Regions from separate parts of the Homo sapiens genome. Here region 1 is linked to region 2. A link is a contact called in ENCODE Hi-C data. All regions are on one chromosome and are shown on one strand. Each heading gives the region's core, a stretch centred on a gene start or an enhancer-like site at or near the end of the contact. The rest is flanking DNA. Distances are from core to core; before and after follow the strand shown.

Evidence for each region. Hi-C counts contacts between places; a loop is a spot of excess contacts on that map. Pooled maps may share reads with other maps.
Region 1: a pooled map shows a loop between it and region 2 (9-fold over the local background). The contact joins the enhancer-like site here to the promoter of GALNT3 in region 2. A Hi-C loop is called at or near these places in 7 of 50 pooled maps.

Annotation. Positions count from the first base shown.
Region 1 is chr2:164,990,078-164,993,386 of GRCh38, forward strand. No RefSeq gene overlaps it. Among named protein-coding and RNA genes, the nearest start is that of SLC38A11, 36 kb to the left of the region's middle. Within about 2 kb of position 1,859, at least 7 of the 41 ENCODE cell types and tissues checked have a DNase peak (open chromatin) inside an H3K27ac peak, as active enhancers do.
Region 2 is chr2:165,792,845-165,796,131 of GRCh38, forward strand. It overlaps GALNT3 (polypeptide N-acetylgalactosaminyltransferase 3), which reads right to left and starts at 1,403. Exons shown (of 11, transcript NM_004482.4): 1 at 1,171-1,403. It overlaps LOC124906086, which reads left to right and starts at 742. Exons shown (of 6, transcript XM_047446887.1): 1 at 742-948; 2 at 1,075-1,493; 3 at 1,956-2,235. The coding sequence starts at 742. RefSeq lists enhancers at 153-1,059, 1,060-1,965 and silencers at 1,036-1,125, 1,196-1,345.

The DNA.
Region 1 (3,309 bases), core at 609-3,108, 800 kb before region 2:
AGATGTTCTGTAGACAACTAGAGGTATTGGAATCCAGGCTTGGATGAGAGGTTTGGTTTGGTACATCAATTGAGTAGTCATTAGTATAAAAATGACAACTGGGCTGGGTGTGGTGGCTCATGCTCGTAATCCTAGCACTTTGGGAGGCCGAGGCGGGTGGATCACCTGAGGTCAGGAGTTCGAGACCAGCCTGGCCAACATGATGAAACCCTATCTCTACTAAAAACACAAAAAATTAGCTGGGTGTGGTGGTGGGCACCTGTAATCCCAGCTAATCGGGGGACTGAGGCAGGAGAATTGCTTGAACCTGGGGGGTGGAGGTTGCAGTGAGCTGAGATCGCACCACTTCACTCCAGCCTGGGCAAAAGAGTGAAGCTCTATCTTAAAAAACAAAAAACAACAACAACAAAAAACCATCTGGTGCTAGAAGGCAGGATTGGTAGGCAAAGGGGAAGTAAGTGGAGAGAGATTGGGATTGAGGACCCAGTCTTGCAGCAAGAAGAGGAAGCAAGTTATTGAAGGAGATGTGAAAGCCAGGTAGAGAGGTAAGAGAAACCTATTACAATGGCCCCATCACAGCGGGCCTTCACAGTCACACAAGCTTCACATTTGGATCTCTAAATGAGATCATGTCTCTATATTTTGTGAATATGTATTAAACTTTTAATTTAGAAGCAATAAATATTTAAAACATATGGAAATGTTGGGACGCTTTAAAAGAAATGGGCTGTGTGTGGTGGTCACATCTGTAATCCCAGTGCTTTGGGAAGCTGAGGTGGGAGGACTGATTGAGCCCAGGAGTTTGAGACCAACCTAGGCAACATATTAAGACCCTGCCTCTACCAAAAAAAAAAAAAGAAAAAAAAAAGTTGGGTATGGTGGCACATACCCATAGTCCCAGCTACTTGGGAGGCTGAGATGGCAGGATTGCTGGAGCCCAGGAATTTGAGGCTGCAGTGAGTCATGATCACACCACTGCACTGCAGCCTGAGCAACAGAGCAAGACTCTGTCTCAAAAAATAAATAAATCAATGAAAGAAATAAAAGTTGCTTGGATTCTTACTAACTTGTGATTAGTCCTGGGAGGAAAATCAGAAGACTGTTCCAGGAACAGGCAATTGAGGATGTCAGAAAAGTCAGATGTTGGCAAGATGTCAAAGAGAATAAGAACTGAGAGAAGACCATGATGTTCAGCAAGGGGGGCCACTAGAGCTCCATAAGAGAGAGGCCTGGGTATTGTGGTCAGAGGAAGTCAAGGAATTAGTAAATGCTAAAGAAAGTGGGACAGGTCTCAAGCATCCTTTAGAGAAGTTTGGCAATTAGAAGCATGTGTGTGTGTGTGTGTGTGTGTGTGTGTGTGTGCCACTGTTCATTTTTACCTCTCATCTCCTATCTCATCCAATACCTAATATTCTCTAGGGAAATGGAATCCTGGCTGAAAGGCAGGCTTGTCCTTCAGCTGTCACAGTGCCCAAGAAGTGCACAGAAGGGAGTCCTTTTTTTTTTTTTTTAAATTTATGCTGTGGTTCTGGGAGCCAGAGATAGAGAAAAAAAAAGTTGTCCTGGAGTCTGTTGCATTGTGACTGAATCAAGTTATCCATAAAAGGACTCAAAAGAGGAGTCTGGGTTCACAGCTTAAAGGAATGAGGCTAAACAGCAGAAAGGCTCAAGCAACCACTGGTGGAGGGGAACAAGTAAGAACTTGTCTGGAGAAGTTTGGAGCCAAGTATAAATACCCACTGCTGACATTCACACATTCCCAGCTTGCTTGTCCAAGGGCAAGCAGGAGTCATTCAGAGCCTGAACTTAATAGGCATCTAATATTGCTATGTGTTGTTATATCTCAACCACCACCAACACCACCACTCCCAGCTAGCACTCACAGAGCACCTGACCTGGGAACAGTGCCTGAATCAGAAACAGAAACTTCTAGACTGATGTGGTTCAGTGGTGCTTACATAGGCTATTGTTTACTACATCTGCACCAACCTTTCAGGAAGCATTTGGCTTGTACATTTAGCTCTGTGGCCCACTGAAGAGAATTTCCTGTGGGCAGTGGGGTGAGGAACCCTGCCTTAATCTGCTTCTCAGGTATTCTTCTCCCTTGCTTTTATGTGTCAGAATCTGTATAATCCTTGTAGGGCCTATCCAGGAGTAGGCAGAGCCAGAGTGCCCATTCCTGATGTCCACAAAGTACAGCAATGCACCCAGGCTTGATTTGGAGCCACTCTTGCCTTCCTGACTGTTTTCAAAGATATGTTGCATGGCCTCTGAGCCAGTGCAACAAGACTTGCAGGCATTGGTATTTGCATAACAAATAGTAATTTTTTTTTGCTTAAATAAGGGAAATAGGGAATATTTATCATAGCTATACATTTATTCATTTAATTCCTATTTATTTATTCATTCATTTATTCAAACATTTCTTAAGCATGCACCACGTGTCATGCCTATCTTAGAGGCCACAAAGGTTCTAAAACTATTACGTGCCGACAGAAAAAGAGACCCATATACATGTAGCATTATGTCTTATTGGAATTCAGAGCAGGAAGAGAACACATCTGGCTGGGGGCAGGATGAGGAAGGACCTGATAAATTTTCTATTGAACAATTACTCTAAGTGTGCTTTCTTTAGATGGTAAGGATTAGACCAGGATTCAAGATTACTGGATTTTGAGTCAAAGTTTGAACTCCTTGGGGGAAAATCTGCATATATGCAGAGTCATGGTGGTAATTACAGTATTAAGCCCCATTTTGGAACACTTTGATCTGATCTGATTTAAAATTTTATTTCCTGAAAGGTTTACTCACGTCATATTAAGGTACTCTAGTCTTTTTATTTGCAAACTCATTTAAAATCTAAATACTGCTCTCTGCTTTGGACTTGGCTGCTTTTCAATAACAGGAAGGAATACTGTTTTCATCAGTTTTGTATATCCGCCACGAGAGGGCAGCATTTTACTTCTTTTAAGATTTAACGCTGTTCTACAAAATGCTGAGCTGTGCCTGGAGGGCTTTGTGATGTGGAAAATCTTCAGAAATGTTCAGTGAAACCCAGCATCCTCTGATTCATCTTTAAAGAGGAGAAAAAAATATTCTACGTGACTCTATTACCAATCTTTGGGCAGAGAACCAAATAATTTGGCCAGGCTCTCAATCTTTGTGGTTGAAAAGTTATCAGGAAATTTAAAATGTAAATTCATAGTTACAGAGCCACTAGTGAAAATTTGCTTTTTAATGAACTTTTTTTTTGGTCTATATTTTCACCCTCTGGGGTGGGGGCTCTTTTAAATGCGCCTGTTTAACCAT
Region 2 (3,287 bases), core at 153-2,652:
CGCAAAGAAAAATATATACAATAAAAGAAGCAACAGATTTTCCCACAAGCAGAGATTTTCTAATTAAAATGCTGTCACTTTAATATTTTTTAGCTATAGAATTTGACTGTAAATGTCTTCATTATGTAGTGTAACTTCTATAGCAAGTTATGTTAACGTTTTCAAGAATCGGAAATATTGGTAACTCGATGGGGTTCTTAAAACAGAAATAGTTTCTTTGATGAGTTGGAAAGAGAAGGAAATAAAAGTCTAAGGTAAGCGCCAGTTTCACCCTCAATTCTTAGGCTTCAGAAAAGCCTAATTAGGCAGGGAAAGGAATCTGGGCCTGGCACACCCAAGCTTAGACGTGGCAGGATCCTGAAACAATGTTTTTTTGAACCTTTGAGTCATATGCCACAGGCAAACCATAGCCGCGATATGCAGGTCCTTAAGTCAACAGGTCCTCTAACGAGATGGTGAGTGGTTGGTGCGTGGCAGTTGGATTTCTTCCCGCCACGGAAGAAAAGAACTCTTCTCCATTGATCAGGAAAGTGGGCCCAACTCTGGCCTGGAGAGCGCACCCGGAAAAGTGCAGAGTCGAAACAGAGAGAGAGGGGTGTCCGCGTCCCGGCCACAGAGCCCTTTCCAAACCACTCGGAAACCATTTAAATGGCTCGGCGGCCGCGGTTTGCAGCCTAGAACTGTTTGGGGTCCCCGGCTAGGAAAGTTGCCTGGCAAAGCCATGTCTTTCGCTGTCGCGGGATGTCCTCTCGGGCAGAGAGGCTGGAGGAGACAGGCAACCTGCTAGCCGGAGTGGAAGCGCGCCCGCCTCCCGCCGGGCCCTCCCTCTCAGGGTCCCCACGCTGCGACCCTCCCAAGGGCAAGTCCGGGGCCACCAGGTCTTTGGTCTCCGTCCAGCTCCTCAGGGGCCGCCCCATAGGGACTGGCGGGGGCACCGTGGGCGAGAGGGTGTGACCGGGCTCCCCCCCGAGGCGCCACCTGCCCCTTGGCCCAGGGCGCCCCTTTCGGGATCTCTCCAGGGGCAACCGACACACTGCTCTCGAGACCGTCTCCAACCGGCCACCTGGACCGTAGCCCTGTCCCCAACACGTGAACCCCTGCGGCCGTCCTCCCGCCTGCTCTAACGCAGCCCAGGGGTACCGCGTCTCCCTCCGCCTGCCGCCGGCTTACCTGGCGGGTGGGCAGGGCAGGGTGGCGGGAAGCGGCGGCCGGGCAGGCGCTGGACGTGGGCTAGGCGCCAGGTGCAGGTGGCGGCGGCTGCGACTCCGGTTGCTGTCGCCACAGTTGCGGCTCAGTAGAGCTCCTCCTCCGCCGCCGCCTCCTGCCTTCCCGCTGGGCCTCCCGCGTTGCCTGGAGAGGCAGAACCGAGGCTCGGCTTCCACTTGGAGTCTCCCAGGTGAGCTCCAGCCTGCGACGTCGGCAGGGGCGAGGCCCCACTTCCGCGCCTGCGCGCCAGCCTCCCGCCCCGCCCCAGCCCTACCTGAGCGCTCCAGGTGAGAACCTTGGATCGCGCGCGCAGGGTGGGGGCGCCGTCCGGGCCAAGCCTGGCTGTCGCGCGGCTTCTCTCTGAGTGGTCGGCGAGGCTGCTGCTCCGCGCAAGTTGTGGCTCCCGGCCCATCTACATTGGAGGAATCCTGCACTGACCTGGTGGCAGTGATCACCTTGTAGCCAGAACACAGTCTGCTGGGTCCTTGGGGAACCAGAAGTTCTAGATTTCCCCCACACGGTTCCTCCCTTCCTCCTCGGTTCGCCAAAATGAAGGGGTGCGCTGCCTCCGAGGACCACTTCGGGAGGGCAGCAACTGCTGGCTCATGTGGTTTCTTCGGGCAGGGTTCAGCAGCTTCTGTCACCAGTTAGGTTTCGTGAGCTTCCTTCCCGTGTAGTCTTGATTTCATCACTTGACTCACTTCAGCGCAGCTAGTGGTTTCCGTTTCTGTACGCGGGCGCTCTGGTAGGGGCGCCTCACGTCCAAAGGAGGAGTCTTCTTCCAAAGAAGAGCCTTTGGTATTTGGCAGAGCCTCGCCAATTTGGGGCGCACCTCCCCTTCCTGGGATGCTCTCAGAAGGCAAACCAATTCCCAGAAGAGAGGGAAAAACAGCCACAACAGAGAGAACCTTTGCTGTCCCTGTTTGGAAAGAGATTGGGATTTCCTGGAGAGGGCTTGCTTCTACTGCAGGTTTGTTTAAAAGCTCAACATCTATTCTGGAAGAGAACAACGCAGACTCCAGGAAGATGGTGGGTTTTGCTGTTTTTAAGACAAAAAAAAATTGTTAAACAGTATTTGTTCCATTTATGACACAACTTTCTGTTTCAGCCTTCCTTCTGCTGCTGCAACAAACATTGACACACCCAAAACCAGGACTTAAAATGGCCTTTATACCTTTCTATGAACTCATTTCTTTGGCCCTATCCCAAAGATATCTAGGGATATAAATAGAAAACTAGCTAAAAACTTTTTGGTGTCGTGTTTAATCACATGGTGGTAGGTTTTACTATGAAGTTTAGTTGTGGCCTTCCTCCTACATTTTGACATGCTCTTATGGTGCTTATTCACTGTTTTATTAGTGCTATGCGTGACCTAAAAATAAGGTTTAAAATACAGTTTAGTATAGTATCAACAAGTGTATCTTTAGTATTTGACTACTCTAAGACATTGGTTTTAGCATCCATAGTGCTATTTTATACTAGGACATCTATGAGTTAGGGTTTAAGACTTTAGTAAACTAGGTAGTTCTTTGCTTGTTTTACATGTCATGGTTATTTTGCGAGCACCAAGGAACCTCCATGTATTTGCAACATTTTAATATCAGTACCTACAAGCAATTGCCAAGCTCCCTTTCCCTCCAAAAACAAACAAACAAAAAAATAGTTCAGGAGATACTTGTGTGTATTGATATACTAACTTGGCAGTGTTTTTCCTTAGGTCCAGGTCCAGAACTGAAAATACTAACTACTGAAATTCTCTTCTCCTTCTCCTTCTTCTTCGTTGTGCCACTTTGTCGTTTACCCCTAACCAGAGGTTAATGTTAGTCTTTGGAAAATTTGTAAGGTATCCTAAATGTATAACCAAGAAACCTGTACCCTTTTGCACGCACCACCCATCTCTGAATGAAGAGCCAAAGATTGTCAGAGTTTTGATGTCCCACCAGGCGAAGAGCAACACTTTTCACTGACAATCAGGACAGAGCAGATGGATATAGAATAACAATCTGGAATCCAAGGACTGAGATGCATTGACAGCAAGACTAGTAACGTCAAATAACAACTGAAAAGAGAAGCTAGGGTAG